2 separate regions of the Homo sapiens genome follow, and region 2 is linked to region 1. A link is a loop called in an ENCODE intact Hi-C map of the cell type or tissue named here. Cell type or tissue: PC-9. All regions are shown on one strand. Each heading gives the region's core, and the rest is flanking DNA. Links, peaks and the distances in the headings are about the cores only. Region 1 has its middle 46 kb from the start of SHANK2. Region 2 has its middle 7.2 kb from the start of KRTAP5-11.

Region 1 (9,881 bases), core at 2,822-5,321:
TATGTTCAGAGGGAGCTGGAAGAGTGGAGCGAAAGAGGCAATGTTTCTCCTTAAAAGATGGAGAAAGGGCCCAGCAGCCAAGACACTGGGCAGCCTCGAGAGGCTGGAGAAAGCAAGGAAACAGATTGTCCCCTAGAGGGCCCAGAGGGAACCAGCCCTGCTGATGCCTTGACTTTAGCCCAGTGAGACTTTTGTCTGACTTTTCACCTCCTCAACCACAGCAGCAATAAATTGGTGTCATTTGAAGCCACTACATTTGTGGTAATTTGCTACATCAGCTGTAGAGGACTAATCAAAGTGGTGATTGGATTTAAGAACTATCTCAGCTGGGGCAGTGGCTCACACCTGCAATCCCAGCACTTTGAGAGGCTGAGAGGAGAAGATCCCTTGAGTTCAGGAGTTCAAGGCTACCCTGGGCAACATAGTAAGACCCCCATCTCTACAAAAAATTCAAAAATTATCAGGGCATGGTGGTACATGCCTGTGGTCCCAGCTACTGGAAAGGCTGAAGTGGGAGGGTCACTAGAGCCTAGCCAGGCTGCAGTGAGTTGCGAAAGCACCACTGCACTTCAGCCTGGGTGACAGAGCAAAACCCTGTCAAGAAGAAGAAGAAGAGGAGGAGGAGAAGGAGGAGAAAGATCTGGCATGGCCCAGAGGTAGTGCTAGGACCAGCTGCCAAAGACAGACACAATGACTGATGGCTTCTACAGCTCCTCAGTTGGGGGAGAGGGTAAGAAAAATCTTCATTTGTGTGGAGGATGCTTGCAGCTTGTTAGACAGAAGCTTAAGTTGCCTTGCTGTTGGAGAGATGTGCAAATAGGAGAAGAAGGGTGCGTACAGAGGCTGCACAGCCCAAGGGGTGTGCGTGACCCTGGCCTCTCCATGTCACAGCTGCCCTTGCACACTGGGCGTTCTTGGCGCCTGGCTGGCTCGCACAGGGGATGCTGGAGGGGACTGCGGGGCTGGATGGGGAAGGTTTTGTCCCTCGATCCTGTTCTGGCCATGCTCCTACTGCTGCTGCTGCTCCTACGGCTGCTGCTGCTGCTCCTTTCTTTTTCTTTCCTTCCCATAGCAGAAAGGATCTTGCCTATGATTTTCCCAACCCTCACGAACCAGGGACCCTGTGTCCCCCACCCCCAAGAGACACCCCCCAGCTAGCCAGCCAGCCAGCGCTTCCTCCTTGGAAGTCTCAGTTTACGCCCTGTGGGCTGCACTTCCTGGCTTCCTTGCTGTTATGGTGGCAGCCTCACCTCCGTGGGAGTGGCTGAGTCCTGCTGTTGTTGTCTTCATGACGTCTGAGTTCTCACCGTGCGTGGATCAGCTGGGGAGAAGTCACTGGCACCCAGCTAGCATCCCTTCTGTATTCTTCTCTATTAAATTCTGGCTGCCGAAATACCCGTGTGGTTTCTGTCTCCTGACGGCTCCTTAGCAGCATGCCAGGTGTTGTGATGGGGCCATAAGCCGCATGTTCTGGAAGAACTGTGGAAGAAGCAGTTCACTCTAACAGGGTCCCCAGAGGAGGGGCTTTCATGACACGCCGGGGAAAGAGGGGCTGTTCGAGGTGGGCAGTTCATCCTGCCGTCCCTCCTTAACACAGGTCAGACCAGCACTGCCCTCCTGTAGGCAGGTTGCTCTGGAAGTTTCCCAGCTGGGCCCCTGCAGGGGTCGTGCTGTGTCCTGGGCCGCCGAGCAACCCAGCCTGGCTAACGGGTGAGGAAACTGGCTCGGCCCAGGTCTCTAGGGACAGAGGGCCTCCAGTCACCCTCCAACTCCACTCTGGCCCTGTGATTTCAGACTCTCACTATCCCCTATCCTGTGCACCCTGGTAAACACCATCTACATTCCCAGGAGGATCGTGGATCACCAGCAGGTACCAGATTCTAGAAGAGACAAGGAAGGACCCTCCCCTAGAGCCTCCAGAGGAAGCAGCCCTGTGACACCTTGATTTTCAACTTCTGGCCTCCAGCCGGGCATGGTGGCTCACATCTGCAATCCCAGCAGTTCGGGAGGCCAAGGCAGGTGGATCACTTGTGGTCAGGAGTTCAAGACCAGCCTGGCCAACAGGGTGAAACCCCGTATCTACTAAAAATACAAAAATTAGCCAGATACGGAGTCCTGAGGGACACCATCCAAAGCTGCCTGCAGAGATGGGACAAGCGCGTGCGGTGACAAATGGAGTCATTCTCAGAAGCTGAGAGCAGAAGGCTGGCAAGCCTTCTATTTGTTCTGTAAGAAGATGTACCCAGCTTCCAAGAAGGCATCTCTCCAGGAAAGACCTCGGATATAGATACGTCCTAAATCTTTGCTTCTGCCTGCATTTTCTCCAAAACCTCCATTCAATTTCCATTGTCAGTACCTGTGTCTTTCATTTTCCTGGCAGCAGCTGTGCCTGGCTTCTTCAGAGTCATTAGAAAAGGCCCCTGCCTCCTTCCCTGGGCTATTCCACATCAGTCCGTCCCCAGGGTTTCACTGATGAGGTTTGGAAAGCTGAGGCCACTGCCTGGCTGATGGGGAGAGCTTGAGAGGCTGTTTTTCTGCCTTTCTCAGGTCCCTGGAAACCTGAATTTATGCAACACGTTCTTTTTGGTTGGGAAAAAAAAAAAAGAGAAAACTCCTCATTGATCATCAAGTCTGGGTAGCAGACCAGGCAAAATTGTGAAATAGAACATTGTTAAATATTTTTATCTGCGCTGGGTGGCCACTTCTCCCTTTTGTTCTTTGGTTTTCCAGTTGTGATAAACAGAGCGCACATTTTTATTCCTTGGTCTGTTCTCTAGAAATGGCTCTTGGCTTGTAGCAATCAGGGCTAATTCGTAGTGAGGGCCTCCTGTGCATAGGAACTTTTCATGCTTGTTTTCTTTTTCCTCCTCGAAGCTTGTTTTAGTTTCCTAGAGCTGCCAGAACAAATGGGAACCACAAACTCGGAGGCTTGAAACAACAGAAATCTATTAGTGTCACAGTTCTGGAGGCCAGTTTTTTGTTTGTTTGTCTGAAATGGAGTCTCCCAGGCTGGAGTGCAATGGCACAATCTCGGCCCACTGCAACCTCTGCCTCCCGGGTTCAATCGATTCTCCTGCCTCAGCCTCCTGAGTAGCTGGGATTACAGGCATGTGTCACCATATCTGGCTAATTTTTGTATTTTTAGTAGAGACGGGGTTTCACCATGTTGGCCAGGCTGGTCTCAAACTCCTGACCACAAGTGATCCACCTGCCTCAGCCTCCCGAACTGCTGGGATTGCAGGTGTGAGCCACCACGCCCGGCTGGAGGCCAGAAGTCGAAAATCAAGGTGTCACAGGGCTGGTTCCTCTGGAGGCTCTAGGGGAGGGTCCTTCCTTGTCTCTTCTGGGATCTGGTACCTGCTGGTGATCCACGATGCTCCTGGGAATGTAGATGCATCACCCCAGTGTCTGCTCTGTGTTTCCATCACATCCCCTCCGTGTCCTCTGCCCTTCCCTTCTCTTCTCTCATGAGGACGCTGGAGGTACAGCCGCTCCCATGCAGAATAACCTCAGCATTTCCTTAATCACATCTGCAAAGACCCTTTTTCCAAACAAGGCCGCACACACAGGTCCTGGGTGGATGTACCCTCTGCGGGAAGTCACCACGCAACCCACCACGCGGCCCTTTGGAGCGGATTCTGTGGCCACATCACTGAACTGATGACAAACAGAACAAGCACGTTTGGGGAGGTCGAGTGACTGGCTGGTGAGCAGCTATGCTGGAATTTGGGGCTGGGCACGTCCAGGCTGACATGACTCATTCCTGGTGCTCCCTCTGGCTGGCGTTCCTGCTGGAGCTTCATACTTCCTCACTGTGTCACGTCCCCCAGTGTTGGGCTGGGCTCTGAGCTCTGGATCAGCGTGGCTGCTGCCGCAGAACAAGCCACGCTTTACCCTGCATCCGCTTAAATGTCACCTTGTCAGGCAGGACTTTCCTGTCCCCCGTCCCTACACTAACATTAAATTCACTTCCTGACCTCGCGTAGGAGTGCCCTGGGGATGCTGCAACAAAGGACCACAAACTTAGTAGCTTCAAACAAGACATTTATTCTGTAGCAATTCTGAAAGTCTGGAGTCTCACTGGGCTAAAATCAAGGGGTCATCAGGGTTGGGTTCTGCTGGAGGCTCCGGGGAGAACTTGTTTCCTTGCCTTGTCTGGCTTCTAGCGGCCGCCTGTGGTCCTTGGCTCGGCTCGTGGTCCCTACCTGCGAGGCCAAACTAGCTGCGTAGCATCTTCCAGTCTCTGTCCCATGCTGAATAGACTTCCACTTGTGTTGCCACATCTCCTACCCACAGGGACCCCGCCTCCCTATCCTAAGGACTCTGTGATGACACCGTGCCCATCCAAATAATCCAGGATCATCTCCCCGCCTCAAGGCCCTAGTCACATCTACATGGCCCCTTTTTCCACATCAGGTAAGATATTCGCAGGCTCCCGGGATTGGACACTTCACTGGGAGGCCGTACCCTGCCTACCGCACCCAGCTTTCTTTACATCCCTGGTGGTCCCCAGCATATTGATTATTTACTTCTATTGCTGATGTCTCCCCACTGGAAGGTCAGCTTCCTGAGGGCAGGGGTGTGGCTAGTTCCCTGCTGCATCTTCAGACTGTGTCTGGCATACAGCAGGCACTCAATAAATACTTGTTTAATGAACGAAATGGCATAAGACTGCTACTGAAATGTGGGTCTCACGGAGTGACTTAGAAGATGTTCTCTTCTGAATTGGAGCCACCATAGGCTCAAAGAAACTTTTTTTAAAGGCTGAATCTGAAAGCAATTATATCACAGGATTCTAAAAATGCCTATTTTAAACTGTTGACATAATGCCCACGACCAAAACCTCAGTGTCCCGGAGAACATCGGCAGGTGCCGAAGGGCATCTGAAATGCTGTAACTTGAAGCAGCTCGTCCATGAAGCCTGGCCTGTGGGCTGCCCCTACAGCCGTGCCTGTGGTGCCCACACCAGACCAGGGGATGCTCTCACAGGACCAGGGGATGCCGTCCACCTCTAAGCGAGGTGTGACTGGGTCCTTGGATGGGGAAACACAGCAGACCTGCCTATTTCTGAGACTGTTTTAAGCAAAGCCTAGGGCTCTGGCCTCCTCCTTTTATACAACAGAGACCTGCACCTTCCATCTGGGAGAGGAAGCAGAGGCAGTCAGGTGGCCACATCCCTCCTCAGAACCAGAAACCACTGGTCCAAACCCTCTGGCCCCTTGTTCACTAAGAAACAACACCCACTTCTCTGAATTTTCTGACTCTTCTTACATCTCTCTCTAAAGTAAGCTTGCCAGCAAAAAAAATGTTTAAGATAAGTATGTCCCAAATATAGCATGGGATATACTTACACTAAAACATTTATCCATTGCTTACTTGAAATTCATATTGCCTGTGAATCCTGCATTTAAAAAGATTCAACTACAGCTCATCCTTGTTTTAAGAGCAGTTTAATGTGCACAGCTAAATTGAGCAGAAAGAGAGTTCCCATATACCCCCGCCTCCGCACATGTACAGCCTCCCCCATTGCCAACATTCCTACCAGAGTGGTGCATTGGTTACAACTGATGAACCTACATGGACACATCGTCACTTAAAGTCCATAGTTTACATTAGGGATCACTCTCAGGGTTGCACATTCTGTGGGTTTGGACAAACGTTACAATGACATGTCTTCACCATTACAGTATTAAACAGAATCATTACACTGCCCTAAAGATCTCCTGAAGCCAGGCGCAGTGGCTCATGCATGTAATTCCAGCACTTTGAGAGACTTGAGAAGGGAGGATCACTTGAGCCCAGGAGTTCAAGAACAACCTGGGCAACATAGTGAGACCCCCATCTCCACAAAAAAAGAAAAATTAGCCAAGTGTAGTGGTGCATGCCTATGGTCCCAGCTACTCAGGAGGCTGAGGTGGGAGGATCCCTTGAACCCAGGAGTCTGAGGCTGCATGAGCCAAGCCCTGATACCGCCACTGCACTTCAGCCTGGGCAACAGAGTGAGACCTTGTCTCAAAAAAAGAAAAAAAGTAAAAAAAATCCTCTGTGGTCCACCTCTTCATCCCTCCCTCTCCTCAACCCATCACAACCATTGTACTTGCATACCCATCGCGACCATCGTATTTCCATAGTCTCCATAGTGCTGCCTTTTTCAAAATGTCATATCGTTATCTGGGATCTTAAAGTGTGCAGCATTCTCAGTCTGGCTTCTTTCATGTAGCGATATGCATTTAAGACTCCTCCACTTCTTTTCATGGCTGGTACCTCATTTCTTTTTATTGCTAATAGAATTCCATTGTCTGGATGTACCACAGCTTATGTATCTACTCTACTGAAGGACATCTCAGTTGCTTCCAAGTTTGGGCAATTGTGAATACAGCTGCTATAAACACTTGTGTGCAGATTTTTGTGTGGACTTAAGTTTCAAGTCCTTAGGTAAATACTGAGGAGTATAATTGCTGGTTTATATGGTTAGAGTATGTTTAGTTTTGCAAGAAATGGCCAAACTGTCTTCCACAGTGGCTGTACCATTTTGTTTTCCCACCAGCAATGAATGAGAGTTCCTGTTGCTCCACCTCCTCCCCAGCATTTGTTGTTGTTAGTGTGTCAGATTTGGGGCACTCTAACAGGTGTGTAGTGGCATTACATTGTTGTTGGTTTTTTTTTGAGACGGAGTCTTACCTTGTCACACAGGCTGGAGTGCAGTGGCACGATCTCGGCTCATTGCCAGCTCTGCCTCCCAGGTTCATACCATTCTCTTGCCTCTGCCTCCCGAGTAGCTGAGACTACAGGTGCCCACCACCATGCTTGGCTAATTTCTTTTTGTATTTTTAGTAGAGACAGGGCTTCACCGTGTTAGGCAGGATGGTCTCGATCTCCTGGCCTCGTGATCTGCCTGCCTCGGCCTCCCAAAGTGCTGGGATTACAGGCATGAGCCACCGCACCTGGCCTACATCGTTTTTTTTAATGTGCAGTTCCCTGATGATGACATGAGATGTGTAGCATCTTTTTGTATCCTGCATTTTTATTTGCTGAATCTGGCAGCCCTACACCACAGAAAAAGCCACTGGCATCTATATTGCCCTGAAGTCATTGGTTTCTACATGAATCTGGCTCATGAGGCAGGGACCCACATCTCCTTCATGTCTGCATCTGGGAAAAGGGTGCATCAACCACCAGGCAGGTTCTCGGTACTCGTGTGCATGTGCAGTAGGTGATTGAGTCTATAGACAGTAGCTTTATGTTGCACCTTCCCCTGTGCAATGCCCCCTTTGTTTCTGTATTGTGTTCTCTTTCCCCAGATCACAAACTTGGTAGCACGTTGCTGTTGTGCTTGATAATCATTTCTAACCCAAGCACACCCGTTCACAGGTGTCTCCATGGCCGCCATCTTGGTCCTGCCTGACATCACTGCCAGGGTAGGCTCCTTCCTGCCCTTTACACGGTGACTTCACATTTGTGTCCAGGGAAATGGCTCCATGTCTTAATAATGTTAAGGAGGTAATCAGCCACAAAAGTGTAATTCCTGTGTCTCCTGGTTTGTGGATAGAACTCAATCTCGAGGTCGGGAAGCAGAGCAAGATGGCTCAATGCAAGGCTCCAGTGATCACCATTCCCCACCCCCCACAGAACACCAAATTGAACAACTATCCACACAAGAAAAGCACCTTTGTAAAAACCAAATACAGGTGCGCAATCATGGTACCTGGTTTTAACTTCATATTAAGGAAAGATGCACTGAAGAGGGCAGGAAAGTCAGCCTTGAATTGCTGATGCCACCTATCCCCCATCCCCTGGCAGCAGCCGCGTGGCATGGAGGGAGAATCTGTGCACTCTGGGGAGGTATAATGCAGTGATTGTGGGACTTTGCATTGGAACTCCGTGCTGTGCTGTCACAGCAGAAAGCAACACATGGCAGAACTCAGCTGGTGATCATGGAGGGAGCATTTAGACCAACCTTAGCTGGAGGGAAACCACCCATCTCAGTGGTCAAAACCTGAGTTCCAGCAAGCCCTGACACCATGAACTAAAGTGCTCTGGGGTTCTAAGTAAACTCGAAGGAAGTCTAGGCCACAAGGACTGTAATCCCTGGGCAAGTCCTGGTGCTGAGCTAAGAGCCAGTGGACTTGGGCTGCACATGACCTAGTGAGACACCAGTCGGGGCAGCTATGGGAGTGCTTGCACCACCCATCCTCCAATCCCAGGCAGTGCAGCTCACAGCTCCAGAAGAGACTCCGTCCCTCTGCTTGGCATAGTCCTGAGGCCTCTATTCCAGGCCCTAGCTCCTGGACGACATTTCTAGACACACCCCGGAACAGGAGGAAACCTGCTCCCTTGAAGAGAAGGACCCAGTCCTGGCAGGATTCATCACCAACTGACTACAGAGCCCCTGAGTCCTGAATAATCAGCAGCACTATCCAAGAATTACTTGTTGCAGGCCTTGGGTGAGGCTCAGAGCCATGCTGGCTTCAGACATGACCCAGAACCTTCCCAGATGTGGTGGCTATGGGGAGAGAGACTCCTTCTCCTTGAGGAAAGTAGAGAGAGGAGAAAGGGGGACTTTGTCTTGCAGCTTGGGTACCAGGTCAGCTACAGTGGAGTATAGCACCAAGTGGGCTGCTGGTGTCCCCACTTGCAGGCCTTGGCTCTTGGACAGCATTTCTGTACCTGTCCTGGGCCAGAGGGGGAGCCCACTGCCTTGAAGGGAGAGACACAGGCCTGGAAGCATTGACCACAAGCTGATTGAAGAGCTCATGGGCATTGAGTGAACATCAGCAGTAGCTGGGCAGTACTCACCACAAGGCTGGGGCAGTGGTGGCCATGGAGAGAGACTCCTCTGCTTGAGGAAAGGAGAGAGAAGAGCGGGCAGTGAGAAGGACTTTGTTTTTCAGCTTGAGTGCCAGCCGAGCCACAGTAGAATAGAGCACCAGGTATCTTCCTGAGGTTCTTGACTGCAGGTCCTGGTTCCCAGATGCCATCTTTGGAATCCCCCACAGCCAGGGAGAACCTGTCACCCTGAAGGGAAGGACACGAGCCTGCCTGGATTCACCACCTGCTGACTGTAGAGCCCTTGGGCCTTGAGTAAACATAAGCAGTAGTCAGGCAGTGGTCACCATGGGCCTTGGTAAGACCCAGTGCTGTGCTGTCTTAGGGTCTGAACCAGCATAGTCCCAGTGTTGGTGGCCACAGGGGTGCTTGTATCACCCCTCCCCCAGCTCCAGGCAGTTCAGCACAGAGAGAGAGAGAGACTCTGTTTGGGGGACAGTAAGGGAAGGGAACAAGTCTCTACCCAGTAATCCAGGAAATTCTCCCAGATCTTACCGAAGACTACCAAGGCATTACCTCTACAAGTCTGTAGGAGCCACAGTGTTAGGCTTGGGGTGCCCCCCGATGCAGATATGGCTGCAGTGACCAAAGACTTACATCACAAAACTCAAATCTCTTCAAATACTTGGAAGGCCTTCCTAAGAAGGATGAGTACAAACAAGCCCAGTGATATGGTTTGGATTTGTGTTCCCACCCCAAATCTCAAGTTGAATTGTAATCCCCAATGTTGGAGGTGGAGGCCTGATGAAAGGTGATTAGACCATGGGGGCAGATTTACCCATTGGTGCTGTTTTTGTGACAGTGAGTGAGTTCTGATGAGATCTGGTCACTTAAAAATGTATGGCACCTCCTCCCCCCACTTCCTCCTGCTCCAATCATGTGAAGTGCCTTGTTCCCCCTTTGCCTTCTTCTGCGATAGGAAGCTTCCAGAGGCTCCCCAAGAAGGAGAAACTGCTATGCTTCCTATAAAGCCTGCAGAAGCATGAGCCAATTAAACCTCTTTCCTTTATAAGTTATCCAATCTCAGGTATATTTTTATAGCAATGCAAGAACTG
Region 2 (9,881 bases), core at 4,155-6,654, 290 kb before region 1:
TCTACACAGAACCTGCCTAAATAGATTCTCTAGAAGCAGTTTATAAAGAAATTCCACATGGACTGTGGAAGAGGATATGAATTTGATGTACAGTATGTCCTCACTTAACATCTTTGAAAGTCTGTTGGAAACTTCACCTTGAAGCAAATTATGTATAGTGAAACCACTTATTTTTCATCAACAGTATAACTACACAACTTTGAACAACCAATGGTGTTGGAGGACCTCCTGTACATTGTTTCCATAAAGTCAGTTTTCAGGGAATTCCAAAACGAAGTGAGGACTTCGAGTATATAAAAAGATGGTTGTGATTCCACCTGGATGACAGGGTTATTGCTCAGAAACTAAAAGAGGCCGCCTAGGTATAGAGGATTCTGTCATGAGGTTTCTGCTAAACAAAGGATCCCAGAATCCTCATCCATTCCAGTGAAAGGCATAACGAAGAAAGCAATATTCACAAAGGAAATGCGGAAAGGAATAAAAGCCATCAAGCCACAAAAAGAATGTGACTAAGGGGCAGGATTTGCAGATGTAGGGATTTAATGTGGTTGCCCTTTCTCACCCACCAAGAAAAAGGATGGAACAGATCATGAGATTCGACTGTTCTGCTGAGCAGCCTCCGCAGGGCACTTTGTATGTCCCTGTTTCTCAGGCTGTAGATGAAAAGGTTCAGCATGGGAGTGACAACAGCGTATATCAATGATGCCACCACACCATTCCTGGGGGGTGGTGACACAGCTGAAGTCAGGTACATGCCAATGCCTGTTCTATAAAATCAGCAAACAACTGCCTGGTGAGAGCCACAGGTGGAGAAGGCTTTATACTTCCCATCTGACGATGAAATCCTTAGAATGGAGGGGACGATTTTATAGTAAGACCATAGGATCCCTGAAATGGGAAGGAAACCAAACATAGTACTATCAAAATATATGAATATGCTATTGATGACGCCGTCAGAACAGGCAAGTTTGAGAAGTTGAGAGGGGTCACAGACAAAATTAGAGATTTCCACATTCTTGAAGATGGTGAATTGTAACACAATCCAACTGTGCAGCTGGGAATCCAACAGGCTAAGGAAAAAGGACACCAAAACGAAGAAGACACAGAAGTGAGGATTCACGATGACTGGGTAGTGCAGAGGGCGACAGATGGCTACAAAGCAGTCATAGGCCATCACAGTCAGGAGCATGCCTTCTATACATGCAAAAAGGAACAAGAAAGACATCTGCGTCAGACAGCCCGCATGAGAGATGGCTCTGCTATGCGACTGCATGTCCACAATCATCTTGGGAACCGTGGCCGAGGTGAAACCGATGTCAGCCCAGCACAGGTTGGAGAGGAAGAAGTACATGGGGGTGTGGAGGGGAGAGACAGAGCTGACAGCCAGGATGATGAGCAGGTTCCTCAGCACCGTGACCAGATACATGGACAGGGACAGGGAGAGCAAAGCGAGAACCGGCTGCAGTTCTGGATCCTCTGGGAGTCCAAGGAGGAGGAATTCTCAGACACCTGTGAGATTCCGTGGCTCTGTGTGTCTTGGACACCTTGAGAAGGAAAGAGGATTGGAAAAATAAAAGATAAAAACCAGCTCTTAATGCTTGATGCAAGTAATTCAGAAGGAACATTTTCACACTTGCGGACCATACACCACCAGCAATGTTTCTCAGTTGTGACAATTCCAAAAAAATCTCAGAATTATTACGTGATTTACTTTTTTGCTATACAAGGCTTTCTGTACATACTACTTTAGAGAAAATCCACTGAAGAATATTAGAAGACCAAAACGTCTTATAACAAATCCTTGATCTCAGTAAAATACGGCCTACCCTTTTCAGAAAAAAATACAATGCAATGACAATGTCCTTCTCTCTTTAAGAAAAAGATCTCAGTCTAATTGAAAGAAATTAAGAAGCCGTGAAATACACTGTACTTTATTCTGACACCGTGCTACAACTTCCATTGATGTAGAATATGTAAAAGGACGACACAAGAGCTAGGACCCCATTATCTGAAAACGAAATCAAACGTTATAGTTCTCAATCGGAAGACCTTTTCCCATGCCTGTTACTTTTCATATTTATCATCATCCTTCGGTTTTCTGACATCATTTCTTCATAAAGGTACATGCACACTCAAAGATGGGAGCTGTGTTTCCAAATGAATTGAATCTATAACTCTTGGCCCAGCACCATGGCTCACACCTGTAATCCCATCACTTTGGGTGGCCGAGGCTGATGGATCACCTGAGGTCAGGAGTTCCAGACCAGCCTGGCCAACGTGGTGAAACCCCGTCTCCAGTGAAAATTAAAAAAAAAAAAATTAGCCGGGACTGGTGGCGGATAACCCTAACTACTCGGGAGGCTGAAGCAGGAGAATCCCTTAGAACCTAGAAGGCAGAGATTGGACACCCTGTGATAGGATTTTTGATATCCTAGGGAGATATTGCTCCTGACAGCAGAGTGGGTGTACACCCTGTGATATTATTTGTAATATCCTAGAAAGATATTGCTCCTAATATCATGGTTGCTCTACACCCTGTGATCTTAATTGTAATATCCTACAGAGACATTACTCCTAATAATACAGTGGGTGTACACCCTGTGATATTATTCATAATGTATTACAGAGATATGACTCCTGATATCACAGTGAGTGTACACCATGTTTGTACACTCTGTGATCTTATTTGTAACAACTTAGAAAAATATTACAGCTAATATCAAAGTGGGTGTACCCCCTGCGATGTTATTTGTTATCTACTAGGTAGATATTACTCCTAATATCACAGTGAGTGTACACCATGTGTGTACAGACTGTGAAATTATTCGTAATACCCTAGGAAGATATTACTCCTCATATCACAGTGGGTGTACACCGTGAGTGATATTTTTTTCTAATATCCAGCGCGGGAGAGGATGATATTGCTTCCAATATCACAGAAGGTGTACACCCCCCTGTGATTTTGTTCCTAATATCCAGGGAAGGAGAGGATGACATTATTCCCAATATCACTGGGGGTGTACCACCTCCCGCCAGGATATTGTTCTTAATATCCGGAGGTGGAGAGAATGATGTTACTCCCAATATCACAGGGGGTGTACACCACCCCGTTTGTAAACACCCCCTGTGATATTGTTCCAAATGGCCTGCGAAAGAGTAAACATGACTCCCATTATGGTGGGGGGTGTTCAGCCATGGTGATATTGTTTTCTAACATCCAGGGAAGGAGAGTATTCTATTCCTTCCAATATCGCAGGGGTTGTACACCCTTTTGTGTTTTTGTGCCCAATATCCAGGAAACTAGAGGATGATGTTACTCCCAATGTCGAAGTAATTGTACAGCACCCCTGTGATATTCTCCCTAATATCCAGAAAGGAAAAGAATGATATTACTCCCAACAGCGTAGGAAACGTATACCCGCGCTGTGGTATCTTTCCCAGTGTCCAGGTGGGGAGAGGATCATATTACTTCCAATGTCGCAGGGTGTGTACACCCCCTTTGTGAGCTCGTTGCTAACATCCAGGTTTGGGGAGGACGACATTACTCCCAATATCGCAGGGGGAGTACACCCCCTCGTGACCTTGTTAGTCATTTCCTGGGTGGAGAGGATGATCTTACTCCCAATATCGCAGGGGGTGTACACACCCCTGTGAAAATCTTCCTATTTTCAGAGGGAGAGAGGATGATATTACTCCCAGGACCGCAGGGGGTTTCCATAGCCCTGTGATCCTCTTCCTAATATCCACAGGGAGAAAGGATGATACGACTCCCAATATCGCAGGGGGTGTACACAACCCTGTGATATTGTTCCTAATATCCAGAGCGAAAGAGGATGATATGACTCTCAATATCACAGAGGGTGTGCACCCCTCCTGTAATATTGTTCTGAATACCCTGGGAGGGAGAGGATAAGGTTACATTGAATATCGCAGGGAATGTACACCCTCCCCCTCTGATACCCTTCCTAATGTGCAGGGGAAGAGAGGAAAATTTCACTCCCAATATCACAGAGGCAGTACACCCCACCTGTGATGTTGTTCCCAATATGGAACTACTCTCAATATCGCAGGGCTGTTCACATCGCTAGTGACATTTTTTCCTAATATCTAGGGGAGAGACAATGCTATGACAGCAAAGGTCGCAGGGTCTGTGCATCCCTTCCTGATATTGCTCCTAATGTCCAGGGGGAAAGAGGATGATATCAAATATGAAAGGGGGTGTACATCCCCCACCACTACGATATTGTTCTTAATAATCGTGAGGGGAGTCAATGATATTACTCCAAATATCGCAGGGGTTGTTCACAACCCCCTGTGATATTGTTTCTGATATCCGGGGGGGAGAAAATCATGTTACTTCCAATATTGCAGGTGGTGTAAACCCCACCTGAAATATGGCACCGAATATGCAAAGAGGGAGAGGTTGGTATTCATACCAATATCGAAGTGTGTGTACACGCCCCTTGTGATATGGTTTTTAATATCCAGTGGGCGGGAGGATGATATTAGTCCGAACATCCCAGAGGGTGTACACTACCCCTGTGATATTGTCCCTAACTTCCAGAGGGAAGAGGATGATATCACTCCCAAAATCTCAGAAGTTGTACATCCTCCGTGATATTGTTCGTCATATCCAGGGAGGCGCAGGATGACATTCCATTGAATTTCGCGACAGGCGTACACGCACAGTGTGATATTGTTCCTAATATCCAGGAAGGGAGAGGATGATATTACTCCCAATAAAGCAGTGGGTGTACATCACCCCTTTGTTATTGTCTCTAATATCTGGGGCCGGGGGAGTGGGGGAGAGGATAACATTCCCTCAAATTTAGCAGGTCATTTGACGCCGCTTGTGGTGTTGTTTTACATATCCAGTGGGGAAGACAATAGTACTATTTTTGATAGTCCGATTCATCCGCTCCACCTTTCCGGAATGCTGAGGCCGGGAGGCGGCATGCAGTTTCCGTGTGATCCCCAATACCTTTGCCGTCTTCTGTACCAAGGCAGCCAAAAACGCAGGCCCGTAGTCTGAGCCGATCCATAAGGGCGGTCGAAATCTAGGAATCAGATCTCAAAGAAGCACAGGGGTTACTTCACGAGCTTTCTCAGTTAGTGTTGGATAAGCCTCCACCCACCCAGAGTAGGTACACATAACAACTAGTAAATACTTGTTACCTCCACACTTTGGCATCTCTGTGAAGTCCACCTGGAGACCTTCAAAGAGGGCTGCTCCATAAGCTCATATGCCGTGCGGAACGGCTGGACATTGCCTCGCATCATGCTGTCGGCAGGTAACACACCGCTGCCTCACAGTTTTGGCAAGGGCTGACAAAGGTGAGATGTAGAAATACCAGCCTAACAACTTTTCCAGTGACTCCTGACCTCGATGGGTGGTTTCTTGCACAGCCAGTACAACTGCAGCTCCTAGCAGCTGTGGCACAGCTACTCTCCCATCTGCTAACCGAATCCATCCTTCCTCCATCACTTGTCCTTCCCTCTACCTGGAGAAAGTCCTTTTCTTCTTTAGAAGTAGGTCCAAGATCAGGTGCTTGAGGGAGCACTGATGCCCAGAAGGGGGCAGATGCTGCTTTTCGAGCGTCTGAGTCAGCGCGGGAATTCCCCAAACCCAGCAAGGTGGAAGCTCACTGGTGTCCCCTGCAATGCATAACTGCCACCTTGTGGAGTTTCCATACTGCTTCTAATCATTGCAAGATTTCTTGTTGATATTTTCTGTCTTTTTCCCCAGAGTTCAATAGGCCCTTTTCTTTCTATCACACTCCAGGCACTTGAAGGGTTGAAAAGACATACTGAGAATCAGTGTAAATGTTGACAGTCTGACCCTCACTGAGTTCTAAGGCCCGAATGAAAGCAATGAGTTCAGCTTTCTGGGCTGAAGTGCCCTGGGGCAACGATCTGGCTTCAACAACAGTGTCCAGGGTTATCACTGCATATCCTGCACCTCTCTCTCCTTGGGGGTTGAAGAAGCTGCTCCCATCCATGTATAGTTCCCAGTCTACTGATGCCCAAGTCTGGCCCCGGAGGTCAGGTCTGCTAGAGTCAATTGTGTCCAACACTTCTACACAACCAGGCTCGACAGGGCTCTCTGATAGCGGGAGCAAGGTGGCGGGGTGTAGGCTGTTACAAACTTCAGTGGTTATATGGGGATTTTCACAGAGCAAAGTTTGGTACTTGGTGAGTCTGGCATCGTTAGCCAATGATGTCCTTTAGTATTCATTAAAGTCACCACAGCATGGGAGGCCTTTATGTTCAGGTTTTGCCCAAGAGTCAGCTTATTTGCTTCTTGTACTGGCAGGGCAGTTGCTGCCAAGGCCCTCCAACAGGGGGGCCATCCTTTAGAGACCCAGTCTAGTTGTTGAGAGAGGTAGGACCCCGGCCTAGGCCTGGGCCCCACAGTTTGGGTTCAAAGTCCAGCTGCCATCTTTTCTCTCTCTGATTATACGATGGAAAAGGCTTTGTCAGATCAGGTAGCCCCAGGGCTGGCGCTGCCAGAAGTTTTTCCTTTAACTCATGAAAGACTTACTGTTGTTGGGATCCACATTCCAAAGGTTCCCAGTCCCCGCCCCTTTGGTGACCTCATACAAAGGCTTGGCTAATACAGCAAAGTTTGGGATCCACAGTCTACAAAACCCCACAGCTCCTAAGAATTCTCTCACCTGCCTTCTGCTCTTAGGCTCTGCTAGATTGCAAATGACCTGCTTTCTTTCTGATCCCGGGCTGCGTTCCGACCCCTGTCAGATAGTCAATCCCCAGAAACTTACCTGCTGTCGGCAGATCTGAGCTTTCTTCTTGGACAACTGATACCCACAGTCCTCCAGGTGCCAGTGTAGGACAACTGTTCCCTTGGCACACCTGACTGCCGTGGGGTGTTCCAGCAGAAGGTCATCAACCTACTGGAGCAACACACAGCCTAGGTCTCTGCTGGGAAACTTCTGGAGGTCGCGAGCCCACGCCTCCCCGAAGATGGTGGGGGAGTTCTTGAACCCTTGGGGAAGCCTGGTCCAAGTGTACTGAGTAGTGACACCTGACTCCGGATCTTCCCACTGAAAGGCAAACAGCTTCTGCCTCTCAGGGGCTAATCTGATAGGAAAGAAAGCGTCTTTCAGGTCCAAGCAGGTGAACCAGCTGTCCTCAGCTGGCGGCAACCCCAACAATATGGACGGGTTAGGTACTGTTGGATGGAAAGTCAGTGTAGCTTGATGAAGCAAGCGCAAATCCTGTACCGGCCGGTAGTCCTTGGTCCGTGGCTTGGGAACAGGCAGGAGGGGAGTGTTCCATGGAGACTGACAAGGAACAATAATTCCAAAAGTTCTTAGGTGCCTGAGACGGACCTGGATACCTTGAAGGGCTTCTCTGGGGACCAGGTCCTATTTTTGCCTCACCGGCTGGGCCCCAGTCTTAACTGGCCAATCCCGGAGGGTTGTCTTCTACCCGTACTCTTGGCCACCGCTTAGCCAGAGCTGGTCTTCTCTCTTGGCCCAGCTCAGTTCAGAAAAGTCTCCATTCCTCCTCTCGGGGGACCATAAGGGTCATAATGACTCCCGTTCTGGGTAACTTTAGCAGTAAAGAGCTGTGCTCTGTCAAAGAGACAGTGGCTCTCAGCTTGCTGAGCAAGTCCCTTCCCGAAAAGGTCAAGGGACAGTCAGGCATGTACCAAAACTGATGAATGACTTTATGTCCTCCTACAGTACAAGTCTGAGACAAGCAGAAAGCTTGCTTTGCTGAAACCCCCGTGGCTCCGATGACATCAATAGTCTTTTTGGATAAGGGGGCGACCGGGGCGGTTACTAGCGAATGTTCAGCACCGCTATCTACAAGAAAGTCAATGTCTCCACCCCCGACTGTCATTCTGACCAGAGGCTCTTTGGGAACGCTTGAGCCGGGTCTCCCTCAGTCCAATAACCCTTCTGCCAGGTTTAGCAGGGCCCCTTCCTCCTTGTCCGGGGCCTCCTGCTCTGAGTCACCTTGTTTTCTTTTGAGCTGAGGGCATTTGTTCTTCCACTGTCCTATTTCTTTACAATAAGCACACTGGTTATGCTGCAAACTCTGACAGCCAAGCTGAGTTTCTTTCCCAGGGCCCCCCTTCCCTTGCCTCTTTGGGGGGGCCCCTCTGATTGCTGCAGCTGACAAACAGGTCGTCGTGTCACCGGGCCTGACTTCCATTCTCTTTGCCATTTTCCTTAGGGCTTACTGCATCCCTGTTTACAAACACCTGGCTAGCTATTTCTAGTAATTGTGGTGGATTCATCCCTGCAAGCCCAGCCTGTTTCTGCAGTTTTCTTCTCATGTCTTCTGCGCTTTGACTGACTAAAGCCATGTGAATCATGCGCTGATTTTCAGGGCTATCGGGATCAAAGGGAGTATACATACGATAGGCCTCCCACAATTCTCTCTCATACAATTGTGCTGGACTTTCTTCTTTTCCCTGAATGACCTCAGAGAGCTTGTTAACGTTTGTGGCTTCCTGAGCTCCCCTCATTAATCCTTCCAAGAGAGCTTCCCTGTCTCGGTTTAGCCTTTGCATCTCCTCTCTTTCATGTGGGTCCAACTGGGGGTCGGTTCCTGGCAACTGGGTCCTTCCATACTCTTGGAGGTTTTGATAATCAGCTGGTGCGTGTTCCTCTAGCCACTTAGTTACTGCTTGGAGGACTCTCCGCCTTTCTTCGCTGTTAAAGAGGAACATGAGCAACTGGTGCCAATCAGCCCAGGTGGGGTCGTGGGTCTGGATAACAGCTTGGAGCAAATCAATTAGGGCTTGTGGCTTTTCGCTATAGGGCGGTGTATTGTTTTTCCAGTTGAGAAGATCGACGCAGGTGAAGGACTGGTAGCCAAAAACACGCCTCTCCAGCACTTGACCATCCTCATCTATCCCAGTATACTGCTGCTCTCTCAGGGGCATTTGTGTCCCCATTTTGGGTCATAAACAAGCTGCCGAGGGAGGGGTGGAATGGCGCAATGACTTACTGCAATTAATAATCTCAATTGTTAATGGACACTAATAATTATCAATATTAATAACCCATAATATAATTTTTAAAATCAATACCGATAATGATAATTAATATTAAATAGTTATACTAATGATAACAATGCATGATTAATATTGATTAATGACGCCTGATATTAATAACTGATATTGATCTTATTCATTAGAAAACAGTAATATTGGCTCCTAATAATTAATATTAACAATAATCTGAAAACTTTTTATTAGAAATTATTTCTTAATATTAGTATTAATATCGGCCATTCATATTCATGTTAATAATAAATGAGGAATAATTCATACTAATATTATGCCCTAATACCTCAGTGGGTGTACACCCACCTGTGATATTGCTCCTAATGTCCAGGGAGGGAGAGAGCATGATATTACGTTCAATATCGCAGTAGGTGTAAACCCAGCCAGTGATATTGATCCGAATATAATCTCCAGGGGGTGGAGTATGACGTTACTCCCAATATAGCACTGGGTGTGCATCCACCCGGTGATTTTGCTCCTAATATTCATGGAAGAAGAGAATGCTATTACTCCAAACATCGCAGGAAGTGTACACCCCCGTGTGAGATGGTCCTCAAAAATATTCCAAATCGGAGGAGGTGATATGACTACATATATGGTAGAAAGTGGACGCCGCCAAGGATATCGTTCCCATGATCCTGGAGGGAAGAGGATAATATTACTTTCAATATCACAGAAGGTGGACAAGCCCGCAATGATATCGTTTCTAATTGCAACGTGGGAGAGGAGGACATGACACCTGATATCCCAGGGAGTAGGAACACCCCTGTGATACTGTTCCTAATATTCAGAGAGGAAGAGGATGATATGACTCCCAATACAGACGGGTGTACAACCTCTG

What was found. Hi-C counts contacts between places; a loop is a spot of excess contacts. Peaks named below come from ENCODE experiments on the same cell type or tissue, not always from the same donor. Only the 100,000 strongest peaks of a DNase experiment are listed, where the experiment ranks them.
Region 2: a loop joins it to region 1, with 24 times the contacts of the local background. A loop is called at or near these places in 1 of 110 quality-filtered maps.

Annotation. Positions count from the first base shown.
Region 1 is chr11:71,293,383-71,303,263 of GRCh38, reverse strand. No RefSeq gene overlaps it. Among named protein-coding and RNA genes, the nearest start is that of SHANK2, 46 kb to the right of the region's middle. RefSeq lists enhancers at 1,420-2,077, 3,162-4,361. In PC-9, for the core only: no CTCF peak of the experiment used is centred there; a DNase peak (open chromatin) is centred at 3,813; H3K27ac peaks cover 2,345 bases.
Region 2 is chr11:71,585,101-71,594,981 of GRCh38, reverse strand. It overlaps the pseudogene OR7E87P. Among named protein-coding and RNA genes, the nearest start is that of KRTAP5-11, 7.2 kb to the right of the region's middle. In PC-9, for the core only: CTCF peaks have their summits at 5,332 and 5,552 (motif pointing right); a DNase peak (open chromatin) is centred at 5,631; H3K27ac peaks cover 478 bases.